Regions from separate parts of the Homo sapiens genome. Here region 1 is linked to region 2. Evidence: chromatin loops called from intact Hi-C (ENCODE). Cell type or tissue: ascending aorta. All regions are shown on one strand. Links, peaks and the distances in the headings refer to the core of each region. The heading gives the core; the rest is flanking DNA. Region 1 overlaps PRKG1 (protein kinase cGMP-dependent 1). Region 2 has its middle 72 kb from the start of PRKG1.

Region 1 (8,347 bases), core at 219-8,218, 390 kb after region 2:
GGCCTTGTGAAACGGCTTTGGTTGGGTAATGCGATACATTATGTGTTATCAGAAAAAAAGTAATGGTGCTCTGGTTGACAAATATTCCAGATGTCAACATCACCCATATATAAAGATGACTGGATATTAAAACATTCACACAGTGTATTTCTTCCTATTTAACACAGTCAATCTTTGTAACAAAAAAGACAAGTGAAAATAAACAGCAGAACCTGAGATCTCTAAATAATGGTTGATAATGCATACGTTAAGGACAATATATCAAATAAGTAATTCATTTATCTATTTTTTAAATGCAAGCAATTTTTTAACCCAATCCATTAAGTGAATGCTGTTTACCCACAGTAGCCCATTCCATTCCTGTGATGGACCAAATGTGTTCTTAGCCTTTCCCTGGGTCAGGTTAACAGAGGGCACATGTGAATATGCTTATCATTCTAAGCCCTCATCATCTTCAGAATCAGACCCTGTGATGGACTCCTACATTGGCCTTGGTTTTCTGAATCGAAGCCCTCATTCATGGGATTGGCCCCAAACAAACCAGTCCTTAAATCAGGGACCATTCACAGTGCCCCCATGGGGTTTTTAGCCACCCAGACTCTGAAATAGTAACCTGATGGTTTAAAATCAGAAAGTCTCTTTATTTCTTCTACTATATTTCTTTGAACTGAAAAGGAGTAGAGGCCAAAAAGAAGCCACAGGGATTATCTCCTAGTTTTCTTTTTCCTCTCTCACATTTCTCCCTTCTATTCTACTAATAGGTGTCTATCAAGAGGATATATACAAAAGAGGTTGCACTGAACTTTAATAATCTCCAAAATCTTCACCTTCAAGAGTAGAAAGAATCATGAGTTAAATTTCTCATTGGTTTAGAGTGTAAAAATGTATTCTTACTGATAATAAAAGTTAAATTTACTAAAAAGCAGTATAGATGCCTTGTGTTCTTGAAAATTATATGGTGTAAGTTGCATACACATTAGACCTCCTTTTCCAAGAGAATGTTTCCTCTTGTTCCATTATTCAGATGTTTCAGTCTTTCAGATCCCATGGTGAACTGAGAGCAATAAAATATTGTCTACAATATTTTTGTTCTAGGAAAATCAGGGACTTGCATTAATATGAGTGTGACTGTTTCTATAGCAGTCATGTATTACTCAGGGTTCTTTAAAGAAACGTTAAGGAATTGGCTCACACAATTATGGAAGCTGAAAATTCCTAAGATCTGCAGTTGGCAAACTGGAGACCCAGGACTAGTGATGGTGTAATTGAGTCTGAGTCCAAAGGCCTGAGAAGTAGGAGAGCTGATGATCTAAGTTCTAGTCCAGAAACCAATGAGCTAGAGGCCCAAGAACAGTGCATGCTTCATTCCAAGTACAAAGGCTGGAAAAGACTAATGTCCCAGCTTAAGCAGTCAAGCAGGAGGAATTTCCTCTTACTCGGCCTTTTTGTGCCGTTCAGGTATTTAATTGATTGGATCAAGTCCACCCACATTCAAGAGAGAAATCTGCTCTACTCAGCCTACCAATTCCAATGTTAATCTTATCCAGAAACACCCTCAGAGACACACCCAAAAAATGTTTGATCAATTGTCTAGGCATCCCATGGCCCAGTCAAGTTGACACATAAAATTAATCATCACAGCACTCTTGTATTCTTATAATAAATCATTTAAGGGAAATCAGTAAGAACCACAAAGTCTTTGTGTTGGAGATAAAAATGGTTACCTGCTTTGGAATATTCATGTTCATTGCTTATCAATTCACCTCTTTCTTAAGACCTCATAAGAAAAGAAAAAACTGTTGGGATTTACAAATAGAATTTTATAAATTGTAATCATAAAGAGGAGTGTCCTCACCCACCAAGCTATTGATACTAGTATATTTAAAAAATAATACATATTGGTCAATGTGACTTTTACAACAGGCCTATGGAGGTACTTATATAGTTTTAATTATTTTACGAATGAAGAACTGAAGGTGAGAGCAGCCAATCATCTGGCACAAGGTCCCATACAGAACTAATAAGTGGCTGAACAAGAAATGAACTGTCTACAGGACAAGCAGCCCCATAAATGTGGGAACTGTGTAGTTCCACAGGGCCCGTGGTCAAGGGGGTCTGCACTTGGTTTAATGTTCTGCAGTGGTCCTCTTGAAATGTTATATATTTTATATATATACATATAAATAAAAATAAGTTTAAATATGTAAATATTATATATAAATATATGAAATTTAAATAAACTTAATATATATATTTAAAGAAGGGGCCCTGCATTTTCATTTTCCACTGGGCACTACAAATTATGTAGCCAGTCATTTTTCTTTGGCTATAAAGTCCTTGCAGTCCATCACACCTCTTTTTAGAGATGAATTCTCCCAGCAGGAATAGTTACTACCTGTTTATTGCCAACCCAATGATGAACCCTTGCTGTTTTCTGCCTGTTTCACTTAGGAAGGCTTGGTACCTGAATTGATATTGAAACATTCATATGACAAATATTCGAAAGGCCAGCTTTTAGCTTTCTGGCTGGTTAAGTGCCACATAGCAGGACACAAAATTATTTCATGTAGTTTGCTAACTCCCTTTAGTTGTTATTTCTTTTAAACATATTAAGTTGTATTTTCATTTCTACACATGGAGTCATTTCCCTTCTCCTCCATTATGTTCTAATATATTTCATTCTATTTGGACTTATCTAAGTTGCACTGGTTTTCTAAAAGTGACTGCTGCTACTGATATATTTTATTATTAATAATAAACATTTAATGTTGGGCATATGGTATGAAGTCATTTTTAAAATTAAATCCAGTTTTTTACTATCTAAATTAAGAATGTCAGCTTTGAAGTTAGTGGGTTGACTGACAATGATATTTTTGTTTTTTCATTTATTTCTTAAAGTGTTTAACATTTAATGTTCTAATTTAAGAGTTGAAGAAATGATGTGGTATATTTTTGAAACTTACTTTTATCAAACCCTAAAATACATTTTTGTTTCAAGCCATATATAAGACCGTTACTATGAGTTGGTGTTTTGAATTGGGACACTTTCTTTTCATTAGTAATGTATATTCCCCCTTTTATTTTAAAGTGTTCCCTATAGCCATCACATATTGCCACAGTTTGGGGGCATATGTGAAGACATCTGATCTGACTCTCTTACTTCTGAGGTAAAGAAACCGAGTCCAGTGAGACTAGCTCAAATAGTGACAGATCAAAGATCAGATGCAAACCCCCTGAATTTAAGTCCAGGACTCTTTTATTACACCACACAAATCTCTTTTGATGCCTAAAATCACTAAGATTTCTTTTTAAATTTTCTGTCCATGATAAATATTTATATAGTCTTGAGCCTCAAGTTAAAGTTTAGCTTACCAAAGGCCCTATGAATATGAGAATCAGAAATCTGGAGGGAAATATTAGCTTTTCAGTAAAAGGGCAACAGTGTTTTTGAAATGTTCAATGTCATGTGAGGAAAAAAAAATTCTGTCTTTCCAATTAAATTCTCCTAACACTCAACGATGCCTCTAGATTGTTTTGGTAACTTTATAATTCTATAACATATTTTATAAAAACAAATTGTCTAGGAAAGTTGTCAGTAAACTCATGTCAAAGTAAGTACACTGTGAAAATAATGTAGTTGACTCTGTACTGTAATAAGGAATACCAACCAGCAAGGTGGTCTGGTTAAAAGGAAGTTTTTTTCTCACCAGCGTTCTAGTTTTTTGGTTGCTAGTGGAAAATAACAGAAATACATTTGCAATAAAGACAAATTATGAATTCTGTGCAACTGACAGCAGATCTAATGAGGGTCCTTTGAAACATGGTAATTGATTCCAAGTTGCTATTGTATTAATACAAAAATAGGTTTCTTCTTAAATCTGTCTATCTAGGTAATGCTTCAGGGATGCAATATAATTGTACTGACCAGGCGTATAACTTGTGATAGCCAATTACAGGATTTTTGTAGGAAAAGTTGCCTCTGATGTAGTTTGGAAACAAGAGTTCTGATTAAACATTCCTTAAGAAACGAGTACAAATCTTTTTAAAAGATATCTTGTTTTTCCTCTTTCTTATGACCAATTTTCATAACTTTTACAGCTTTGCTTCCGTTATGCAAGTGGCCTTTTAATCTTATGCAAAGACATTACTCTTAGAGAAATAACTTTTTTATTCCTTATCCTGGTGCCCCATGCCACAGAATAAAAGCGGTCAGTCCTGGTTAGGAAAAGAACCCCACAGATAGAAAACCTAAAAATAATATTCAAACACCGATCATTCTTTTACACTCCTCACAGTACTAGAATTACTTAACTAAATTTCATCTCTATTGATCACCCCTAACATGCCGCCACAGCTGTACAGTTTCCTTGGTATTGCCTGTCAGCCACTAGGGGGCATCCTGGGGCAGGCAGACAGCTCTAGGTTTGCACTTTCACCCTTCTACTTGGTGGGTGTCCCATCAAGTCCTTGGCCAACTTAGTTAAGCTCCCTTATTCTCAGTAACTTCTTTTTAAAAATTGAGATAATAATACTAGATTAGCTTATAAGTTATTTTCCATATATAGAGAAATAATAATGCTGGATTAGCTCACAAATTACTTCCCATATACAGATGGATTATTGAGTAATACATAAAATGATAAGGGAACAAGAACATCTTGGAACTAAGAAATGTCACTTTCAGTGACTTTTCTGCCAGCAGCCCAATCGGACAGCTGTATTCCATCTTAGATAGGGAGATGGAGGGCTCCCAGAAGGTTGCTTTGACTCTTTCAAATTCTTGAAATTCCCATCTGTGGAAAAGTATGTTTATGGACCCAAATGAATTTCAGTCCACTGGCCATATGCAAAATCTGGCAGAATGTCATCCCTCCCTAATTGCTTGATTCTAGCTAGAGCCAATGTGCTTGGTAAGCAGGAATGTTTGTGGTCGAGGCATTCAGTTGAATAAGCTGAATTAAAATGTTTCAAAACTCCATACACACTTCAGTTGATAGTACAGCATTTAAGGCAGAATCATGTGGAACACATCCAAAGTGCAAAACTCTGTGGGAATTCCACCAAGCCACATACCATGGCTTTATATCTGAAATGACTAACTGGAATCACTGGGTGAGGCTCTTGGCAGTGTCCATTTATGGCCCATAAAGTTGGCTTCAACTTTACAGACAGGTTCATATTCCTGGAAACTGCAGGCTGCTAAATACATTGATATACACATTCATGACATGCGTATATTCATAGGCACTTTGAAACTTGTTTCAAGGTGACAATCAATATGTTTACATACAATTCAACTTCAGGTTATAAAATTATCATTAAGCAATATGTTCATGGGAAAGAATTTTGGAGAAAACTTAGTCTTGACTCCCTAGGATAGCTTTGAAGATAACACGAGTTCATGTGTACCTATAAATATCATTGCAACACTGCATAATACTTAGTCTATCAACAATTTTCTTTTTCCTTTATTATTACATTAGTATACCTAAAGTCCATGGTGGTATTTACTTTCTTAAGGTGAGGTTAAGGCTTCTTCCTTATAACAACAGGTAACACCAACTGAAGTACTCTAGTAGAGGGACTCACATTTATTCAGGAGTTGCCATTTGCTAGGCAGTAAGCATTGATTATTACCACGTATAATTTTGCCTCGAGGGAACATTTGGCAATATCTAGAGACATTTTCATTGTCATTACTGTTACCTACAGGGTAGAGGCCATGGATGGTGCTAAACATCCAACAATGCACAGGAAATCACTCCACAACAAAAAATTATCCAGTCCAAAACATCTATTATATAATCCTATGGTTGAAAAACCCTGCGCAAAGATAATTGGTTTTGATTTAGTCTTCGTAAACATCATTTGAGGTGGATTATGGTGTTATCCTCATTTCTCAGAGGCAGAAATTGTAGCACTGAGAGGGGGAGAGGCTGTCCAAGATTGTAGAACTTGTGGAGGAGTGCAAATTTGGCTTATTCTAGAACCTAGTTTCTTCATCCTTGCTCTCTAAGGGTAGAGTCCGAAACAGAACTCTTTTTTCTGCTTCCAGAACACATTGCTGCCTTCTTAGTTAATTACTAGAATGAATGATTATAAAACTTACCTCCTGCAGAGTGAGTGAGTTTTAAAAATTTGTTTAAAACAACAAAAGAATTCACATATTGTGTAACTTTGGATTTAGGGTACCATTGAAATTGATTTCCTTAGAGGTGTGCTAGAGGCAAAGTTTGCTAATCTGGTTGGTGGAAGAGTACTGGTGGAATCTTTCTTTAGGTTTCTCTCTATGTTTAAGTTCCTGCTTGCACCTGTGCTAGTCAATGTATTTGTTGAGGAAGATTTATGGTTCTATTCTTTTAGGAGAGAATATTCACACTTTGGCTTTGCCTTTTGAGGCTTACACATATTATCACTAAAGTACATTATCATTTTTCATCTGGTGGTAGGGAGGATTTTACCACCTTCTGAGTTAGGTGGAATGCTCTAGGCAGAGAAAGGATTAGGGCTCATCAGAGCCAATAGGGCCAACTTTGTTCCGTTGTTTTCCTGCCAAAAAGAAATAGGGGATAATAGAAACTCATCAGTTGCTATTTGCAAAACTGTTTAATTTCCCTGAATATTTTGTTCTCTTGTTGACATGAGCATTGACTGCTTTTTTGCCATAGTGGGATAATTTATTTTATACGAGGTGGTGTTTTCAACAACCACTATAGAATGTTCTGAATCACTGTGAACTCTATCTGGATAAAAATAAATGCTCTTATTTTCTCCAATGGATATTTTTCCTTGCCCATGAAAGTTATGACTGGTTCTGCTTATTCCTCAAACCGATTATATGAACTTCTGATAAATGTTTGAATAAAATGTAAGAAATATTGTAAATAAGCAAAAATCCCACAGAAATCAGAGGAAGTATGTTCTACCTCTGCTCTTCTAAGTCTGACCAACAGTTAAATAAATTCTTGGGTTCTATGAACAGAATTTTTACATGATGAATTTTTTTTTTTTTTAATTGATCATTCTTGGGTGTTTCTCGCAGAGGGGGATTTGGCAGGGTCATAGGACAATAATGGAGGGAGGGTCAGCAGATAAACAAGTGAACAAAGGTCTCTGGTTTTCCTAGGCAGAGGACCCTGCGGCCTTCCGCAGTGTTTGTGTCCCTGGGTACATGAGATTAGGGAGTGGTGATGACTCTTAAGGAGCATGCTGCCTTCAAGCATCTGTTTAACAAAGCACATCTTGCACCGCCCTTAATCCATTTAACCCTGAGTGGACACAGCACATGTTTCAGAGAGCACCGGGTTGGGGGTAAGGTCACAGATCCACAGGATCCCATGGCAGAAGAATTTTTCTTAGTACAGAACAAAATGAAAAGTCTCCCATGTCTACTTCTTTCTACACAGACACGGCAACCATCCGATTTCTCAATCTTTTCCCCACCTTTCCCCCCTTTCTATTCCACAAAACCGCCATTGTCATCATGGCGCGTTCTCAATGAGCTGTTGGGTACACCTCCCAGACGGGGTGGTGGCTGGGCAGAGGGGCTCCTCACTTCCCAGTAGGGGCGGCCGGGCAGAGGCGCCCCTCACCTCCCGGACGGGGCGGCTGGCCGGGCGGGGGGCTGACCACCCCCACCTCCCTCCCGGACGGGGCGGCTGGCCGGGCGGGGGGCTGACCCCCCACCTCCCTCCCAGACAGGGCGGCTGGCCGGGCTGGGGGCTGACCCCCCCACCTCCCTCCCAGACGGGGCGGCTGGCCGGGTGGGGGGCTGACCACCCCCACCTCCCTCCCGGACGGGGCGGCTGGCCGGGCTGAGGGCTGACCCCCCACCTCCCTCCCGGACAGGGTAGCTGCCGGGCAGAGACACTCCTCACTTCCCAGACGGGGTGGTTGCCGGGCGGAGGGGCTCCTCACTTCTCAGGCGGGGCGGCTGCCGGGCGGAGGGGCTCCTCACTTCTCAGACGGGGCGGTTGCCGGGCGGAGGGTCTCCTCACTTCTCAGACGGGGCGGCCGGGCAGAGACGCTCCTCACCTCCCAGACGGGGTCGCGGGGCCGGGCAGAGGCGCTCCTCACATCCCAGACAGGGCGGCGGGGCAGAGATGCTCCCCACATCTCAGACGATGGGCTGCTGGGCAGAGACGCTCCTCACTTCCCAGATGGGATGGCGGCCGGGAAGAGGCGCTCCTCACTTCCTAGATGGGATGGCGGCCGGGCAGAGATGTTCCTCACTTTCCAGACTGGGCAGCCAGGCAGAGGGACTCCTCAACTCCCAGACGATGGGCGGCCAGGCAGAGACGCTCCTCACTTCCCAGACGGGGTGGCGGCCGGGCAGCTACATGATGAA
Region 2 (8,347 bases), core at 238-8,237:
TTATTAAATTTACAAATGTGCATTTCTTATAATAATTATTACTGTGAAAACCCTCTAGGTTGATCCAAATCAGTTTCCTATGGAAAGGAGGGTTTACTTCTTAGGTCTGTTATTATAAGTAGATCACAGCATCTTATAGTTTGTAAAATGCTTGTGCTTCATATTAGTCACATAGCCCAGTGCTTAGCCCGGAAAAAGGTACTGGATTCAGTGTTTGCCACTCCTTGTTGAAGTATTTCATCCTTCTTTTACCCAGTGATGATTTTTCTTCTCCTTTTCCATGCTCCTGGATCTGCCTGTGTTGTGTGTCCCTCTTTCGGGTCCTTGTATTTCTTCTGGCTTAACATCTGTAACTCCTGTTAGATCTGTTTTATTTGCACAAGTCATATGACAGCAAATATGGAGCAGATTTCTTACTCAAACTATTACTCTAATCTCTTAAAATCTTTCATGTTCTCAGATGTCTCAGATATTATATAATTTAAATTTTCTAAGGTTTCAGAAATAATTATTTATTAATCGTTCATGTTGAAAATACATGGTTTAGGCTGGGCACAGTGGCTCATGCCTGTAATCCCAGCACTTTGGGAGGCCAAGGTGGGCAGATCACTTTAGGTCAGGAGTTTGAGGCCAGCCTGGCCAAAATGGTGAAACACCGTCTCTACTAAAAATACAAAAATTAGCCAGGCATGGTGGCACATGCCTGTAGTCCCAGCTGCTTGGGAGACTGAGGCAGGAGAATCGCTTGAACCTGGGAGGCAGAGGTTGCAGTGAGCCAAGATCGTGCCCCTGCACTCCAGCCTAGGCGACAAAATGACAGAGACTCCATCTCAAAAAACAAAATAACAACAACAACAAAACAAAGCTTTAAAATATTTGCACCCTGCAAAATGGATATATCCAGAAAATGTATGTCTTTTAAATAGATTTGTTTTATTATATAATGACTGGTAGTAGAAACTAATCTCCCTGTTTTACTTATTGCTGTTCTTAAATAACAGAGTTCGTTTTAAAAATGCTTAACTTTCTCTGCACTGCTCACTAAACATTATTGATGGATCACCAACTTTGGGGTATACTATGTTGATTTTATTTTAAACATTTTAAAATTGTTTCTTACATATGAATATGATAGAAACCCATACTACCTTAGAAAATTATGTAGTTTTAAATTCAATCAATATTAAGTTTATATTGACTCAAAAGTTTTAAAACACTGTAATTTTTCCTGTCCAGTGTGCTAGCCGCATCTTCAACCTTTTTCTAGTACATATTGATTTTATATATTCTTGGAAATTAGTCCTAAGCAGTTAATTTGTTATTCAAGGATTTGATTTGGATTGATTTTGTTATGTATTTGAACCCACTGATAGCACTTTCATGTGCAAGATGATAACATGACTGTGCTGATTTCATCTGAGTGTTTATTTATTAAGGCAAATCCAGGAAGATGACTACTGTAATCAGCTTGTTAGGATTTAGTTTGACTGTTTTATTTGTAATAGGTATATTGCAACTACACTTCTTCAATTATCCTCTCGGACTTATTCCTAATTCAGACTCTCCTTCCTTTTTAGTCCAATTTAGAGAGTACTTTAAAATGTGTTTTAAATTCTCAGATGTGTCTTTATTTGAGTACTCTGACCTCAAATGCTGGAAAAGTACTGGCAAAAACCTTATAGGGTTCTAAAAATAATTGTATGTTTGCCTCTTGCAAATATTTGTGGGTCTATTTATTCAACTATATGGTACTGTTATTGTCTAATAAGCAAATCTATAAGCCTTTGGGTAAATGTTAATATTTTTCTTGATGCTTCTCATTGCCCCCATAGTGCAGATAATACTAATTTCATGTATCACATGGTCACCAAGGTACTTGGCTACATATGCTAAAAATTTTCCAAATAGAAAATTATTTTGTATCTCAGGTTGTAAACCCTTGGGTAGAAACCAGGTCTGTTTACAGTAAAAATTCCAGCCAAGTAAAAACCTCAGCTTACCATACATTTCTCTTCCCACATGCTACTTTTCAGAGAAGAGGTAAGAGGAGCACTATCTAGAACGTATTAAAAAACAAATTTTAAAAATCCTGAAGCCTTCCCAAGAATAAAACCAGTTCACACTCCATTTGGTCTCCTCTCAGAGAAAAATATCACTCCAAAATACTCAATCCAATATCCTGTGCTTTACTCTGGCAGGTTTAACTGTGGTGCCATGACAATGGTGTGTATTTGATTAGTTGTAAGGTAGAAATGAGTAAATAATGGCTTAAAAATCAAAATTCATGAATAATTTGTTTCTTAAAAAATAAGATTGCGTGCACTCACAGGCACCTCCCGAGGGATAGCCATTTTCTTGCATTCCAGTTGGCTTTCTTGACTGGGAAGATTACAAATACATGGCAGGAAATTGCACATAATCCACAGACAGTCTTGTCTTTTCACAAGAGTATGTTGCACATGGGAATGTCATCTATCTTGTGAATCACTGCAGAAAAAAATGTTTGAGAGCCTCTGATCTGAGCTATGGTTCTGAAAATCAGAATCTTGACTCTGTGTCACTTAACGCTAATTATTTATAAGTAAATGTAAGATTCACTAGATTCTACTTAGCCAGCACCTGAATTTCATAACAATGGTTCCCAAAGTGTGATGTTTATATAATTGGTGGCACCAGGGATGCTTCTATGTGGTAGAGAAGTGAATTTATTTTATAGTTATAGATATTTTAATAAGTGTTGGGAGAAAACATACAACAATCACATCAAATCCATGCTGTGTAGCTATGTTGCTGAGGGTAAGGCTAAGTATTAAGAGTTCATAGATTTTTTTTTTTAAGAATGAGGTGTAAAAATACAGATTGTGCGTAATGTCAATAAGGGTACACAAGAAAGTTTTGGGAAAGATTGTTTTAAAGTCATTTTCAACAAGGAATGAAATGGATTGTTCTCCTGTTTGTGTTTTTGCTCCCCACTGCCCTGTTTGAAGAATTCTGGCCGAGTTCTCTCTGTATCTGTGTTTGAATGACTCCTTGCATGCTGTTTGTCAACTTCTTCATAGGAATTGCTGTGGGGACATAGAGTTAGATGGAGATGGTGGTTTTCATGAAATATATTCTTGCTTTGAGGATAAGTCATTCTGGTTAAAAATTGCTCACATTAATACATCATCAGAAAAACATTTGACTCTCATCCTCCTTCAGATTTATAAACTCTCTTGCCTTGAGACAGTGAGGTCCATGGCTGAAGAGGCCAGCCTAGAAATAATAAAGGATGCTGGGGCACCCACTTCCATCCAGTCTGGGTTCCCTGGGGAGCTCTCACTTCCCGTACTGTCTCCACAGCGAGGCCTCTCATTTCCTCCTCCAGGCTCCTTCTTGATTCCTGACAGTAGATGCCTGTGGCTGTGAAGAGCCATTCCATCATGTGGTATTTTATAGCAGAAATACATGGTGCTTCCCCCGACTCCTTTCTTTGTAAAGAAACAATTTGGAAAAAGTTTGGAAGGGAAAAATCTTTGATAGGATACACATTTATTTTCCCTTAATCTGTTCCCTTTCCTTGTAGAAAAAAAATTAGATTATTCCAAATTAAAACTATGTGTTTTTTGTATTAAATTATATTGTTAAAAGGAATGGCTTTGTTAAACGAGAAAAATATAAGGAGAAAAGAAGTATATTACATACAGGATGAGGAATTTGCAAACATCCACTTTTCTTTCTAGAGCATTGTTCAGGTCATCTCCCCTATGGCTTAAGAAAGGGAATCCTTAAGGTTTGAGTAGAAGTACCCTCCTAAATGTAGGAAAAACAACAAAAAAGAGGTGGTACGGTGGGGAGAAGATAGAGGGGGAGACATAGAGAGATTTCAACCATTACCACAAGATGGCAGCAGAAGTATAATATTTAACAATTGTGGGCTCCACTAGGAGTTTGAAATGGCTTTTAGTTGAATTTTAAAATATATTGTCAAATATATAACTTTCTCAATATCAGGATTTATAAGTTTGAAAAGTGTATTATCAAGTACATATGGTCTTACATTTTTTTCCAGTTAGTAGTGGTTTTGGGGAATATATTTAAAAAGCTAAATTTTCTTCTCGATGTTTGTCTTAAGGAATAGAGAAACAAAGAGTACAGTTTGCATGGAGAGTTCTTTGAACATTGACTCTGGGAAATTCCTAAAACCCCTATGAGGAAACCTCTGGACTTATATTTGGCTGAGAGGAGAAAACAGAGAAATAATGGAAAATTAATAGTAGTAAAAAAAAAAAAGTATGTGTGAGGAGACTAAAGGAATGGCTTCCTATTCACTCCCTTCTACCCCCATAACAAATTAAAAGAAAATTATTATAGGAAAAAATTAGATCAGTTATTAGATGAAACTCATAATAGGTTGCTTGATCTCCTTGATAATTCTGTGATTCTAGAATGTAATTAATTAAATCTTAATGTGGCCTATTGTAATCTGAGATTCCCATTATAAAAATATTTTAATAATCAAGTTAATATGATTATTTATTTACATGTATCTAAATATTTTTAAGAGAATAGCAAAGTGTTTTATGAGATACTCTACTCTGAATATAAACTGCCTCTCAAAAATTTTAGGGTAAAGAGTAGTCTGGCTTATACCACACAGGGTTACATTGTGGGTTGGGTCTAATGGGCTGTACATTTTTGGATCAATATTCCCTCAGAGAGTGCCATTCAGCCTTCCTGTAAAAGGCTATTTCATTCAGTCTGTGACCCCTTTCATGTGAAACCTCCCAGGGGCCTGGATGTGAAGCAGTCTTGCTACTGGCATCATTTGTGATTTAACGCTGAGGAGAAATGTACTTATTTTGGTCTGTCCCAGCAATCAAGGGTCAGTGGTAAAAGGAAGTTGTACTCTGGGTCAAAACAAGTCAGTTTTGGATTAATGCTATTCCTTGGCCTCTTTAATTGGTCTTTTTGCTCAGATACTGTGTTAGATCATACTTAGATAAACAGGCAAGAAGGGAACTTGAGAATTTAGAACAGTTCACATTTTCATGCCCTGTTTGACAATAAGATGCTTTTATAAAAAGTGTTTTGAAATTCTGTGATATATTTATTTGAGGTTATCAATGTATAGAAATGCTCTCTGGGACAGTAGTCAATATGTTTCCTAGGTTAGGAAAAAAACAATGTTACACTGTCTATGACTGCCAGAGAGAACCAAGGGTAGATTGAATGTTGGGTATGCTTTCTCGTGTCTGCAGGGCCAAAACAACAACAACAACAACAACAACAACAACAACAACAACAACAACAGAACACCTAGCCTGCATTGGACATAGTGAAGCAAGCAATAGACAGTAATATCTTTTATTTTCTCTGATCTTTCTAGTTTGTTATCTAGGCCAAGACAAATTCCCGAAGTATAGCAGCAGGGTTTGAAGCATGCTACATTGAAATCCCCCGGTTACCCAGACTCACCATCTGACTCCAGGGCATCACGAGAGGTGTCCACACAAAAGGAGACAGGCTGTGGAATCTCTGGGCTTCTTGATATTAGAGCAATTAGAAAAAGAAGAAAAAGTTTCTGTTTTGTGGTACCAAATCCCCATTTGCCATGTTAAAAGTCCGGACATGCTTTTGTGATACTTATGAGCATACGCTAAATCTCAGACTTGCTGACTTTAATCTCTTCTTAGCCTATGTCTGCTTCCTTGATTGTTTTAATTGCAAAAACAATGTGTGCTGGTTGTCAGATAATAAAAACATAAACATTTTATTTTCTCCTCCCAATCTTTCTACTTGTCTTCCAGCAGATACCCAATGTTAAACTTTCCGTATGTTTCCGTAAATCTTTATATGTAGAGAGAGAACTCACCTGCTTATTTGGAGGGTTTTATTTTTTCACCCGAAATAAAATAATTCCATAACACTCCTCAGTAACCTGCTCTTTTTGCTTAATAATAGTACCTAGGCTTCTTTCCAGATCAGTCCATATTGGTCTTTCTAATAGCTATGGAATAGTAATTCCATAGTATTCATGTACCTCAGCTTATTGATACTGATATTTTGGCAAGTTTTTTGCAAGCATTCAATGCTGCAATTGATATTGTACACATTTTCTCATATGTTATTTATGTATTTATTTATAGGATTAATTCCAAACAGTGAGAGTCCTAGGTCAAAAAAACTATTAATATTTGACTTTTTTAGTTTATGTGATTATACATACACTTCCTATATGAGATAAATGATCTATAAACTTTTCTATTAAAAAATGTATACTGGCCGGGCACGGTGGCTCATGCCTATAATACCAGCACTTTGGGAGGCCAAAGTGGGCAGATCACCTGAGGCTGGGAGTTCGAGACCAGCTTCACCAACATGGAGAAACCCCGTCTCTACTAAAAATACAAAGTTATCCGGACGTGGTGGTGCCTGTAATCCTAGCTATTGGACAGGCTGAGGCAGGAGAAGTGCTTGAACCTGGGAGGTGGAGGTTACAGTGAGCCAAGATTGTGCCATTGCACTCCAGCCTGGGCAACAAGAGAGAAACTCTGTCTCAAAATCAGAACAAAACAAAACAAAAACAAAAAACAAAACAAAAAACTGTGGGCTGGCAGCATAAACAAAATTAATTTTCTACATTAAAGACAGACAGAATTAAAAAAAATCAAATGTGCAAACTTAGTGGAAACGTGGAAGGTTCTTTTTTTTATACTTGAGTTACATTCATGAGAATGCTCTTTTCGGAATGATGTTTACATGCCCTTTTACTTTTCAGGTTTATAAAGTCCATATTGTGCACTTGGTTTGATGTTTGTGGGTGTGTGCCTGTGTGTGTGTTTAAGCTGAAAAAAAAAATTAATTGCTACAGTGTAATTTTGAAAATAAGGAAAATAAGGATAAAACTGTATCTATTGCTCTTAAATAAAATAACCACAAGTCCTTCTCTAAGAATCATAATGATTTGTTTTTCTTTTCATCAAAATAAATTTTTGATATTCTAGCTCCCACTTGGGAAAATAACAAATTCCAAGTCTCTCAGCTACTTTTTTTTCAAAAGGCTAGTAGGGAGATTTGGACATATATGGTATTGGAACCACTCAGTGGAGATTTCCTTTTATAGGATGGCAACCTCGGTAGAGATTTCATTTCATTATTTTTTTCTTGGTCATTGTAGTGATATTGGACTAGATTTACTGAACGATATCTTTGCAAACATTTATTTGGATCAGAATTCAATCATATTAAGGGTATTCAATCGTGTGATTGGAGCCAAAAGGTAAAATCATTTTGGGGGAGGAGGAAGGATAACCTTAGAAATTTCAGCCTACTCTTGTGCAGGAGTAACAGGGTAGGTTGTGATAATTAAAAAAAAATAAAATAAAATGATCCCGGGAATCACAGATTTAAAAGTTTTAGAGCTTTTGAAAAATTTAGTTTTGGTAGTAAGTTTATAGTGCCTCTTGCTTTGAAAGGATTTTAGAAGATATCTTTGTTCGTCTCCTTTGATGGACAAAACAAAAATGACAAATCAAGCAAATATCAAGAAGTTCAGAAAGACTGATATTCCAGTGACATGGTAAGCTGGACATTTGTAAATTGGAACAATAGGACAAAAGGAAATGAGATGGTTTAGGTATTATTACCATATTAATAACATAAAGTGTCTTTTTATGATCTGGTTTGCAGATCACAAAATGTGTTGTCACTCAGGTTAACACCCCAACCAACTCTAGAATGAATTTCTTAGCAGAGCCGCTTTTGAAGGCCGAGTTTAAACGAAACACTGTGATGAATTGTCCATAAGGCAGGAACCCTGAGGGGACCAGCTATTTCAGGCTCAGGGAAAGACACTGGAATTGCTGGAAGAGCTGCTCAGAGTGCTAGAATGTCTGAGTGGGCAGGGATCATTGACAGTTGTGCATATTTTTCCAGGCTGGGTGCCTTATTTCACAAAAGCCTTTCTCTCCCCTCCTCTCATTGTCTATTCGTTGTTCAGTTCTCAGGAATAATGAGGGGATAACTTTTCATATCTGGTGGAGTTGCAGATGTAGAGATATGGGTTAGGGGCTGTTTGTAGATATTCTAACGGTGCAGTTGACCTCAGTTTCAAACTCTGAAGGCTGGAGGGGGAGGTGTGCTTCCACTGAACTTTCTCTGTATGTGCCCATCTCCCCATGTCAGTGTTAAGCCTTTGTGTAGCCCCAGTGCCTGTTTGCAGCTTAGAGACTGGTTTTACTGTATTTGAGCTTTTTCATGTGGACTAATACTATTTCAGATTTTATTTCTCCCAAGGCAGTTGGATCTATCAGTCAATCAGCTAATATGTGGGAAGACATATGAACTATTTTGGAGATCCAAAGAC

Evidence for each region. A loop is a pair of places that touch in the nucleus more often than their neighbours do. Peaks named below come from ENCODE experiments on the same cell type or tissue, not always from the same donor. Only the 100,000 strongest peaks of a DNase experiment are listed, where the experiment ranks them.
Region 1: a loop joins it to region 2, with 2.4 times the contacts of the local background. A loop is called at or near these places in 2 of 110 quality-filtered maps.

The regions. Positions count from the first base shown.
Region 1 is chr10:51,385,137-51,393,483 of GRCh38, forward strand. All of the region lies in intron 2 of PRKG1 (protein kinase cGMP-dependent 1), which reads left to right. Among named protein-coding and RNA genes, the nearest start is that of MIR605, 90 kb to the left of the region's middle. In ascending aorta, for the core only: a CTCF peak has its summit at 4,391 (motif pointing right); no DNase peak of the experiment used is centred there; H3K27ac peaks cover 2,760 bases.
Region 2 is chr10:50,997,920-51,006,266 of GRCh38, forward strand. It overlaps a transcript of PRKG1 not described here. Among named protein-coding and RNA genes, the nearest start is that of PRKG1, 72 kb to the right of the region's middle. In ascending aorta, for the core only: a CTCF peak has its summit at 3,866 (motif pointing right); no DNase peak of the experiment used is centred there; H3K4me3 peaks cover 2,155 bases; H3K27ac peaks cover 8,000 bases.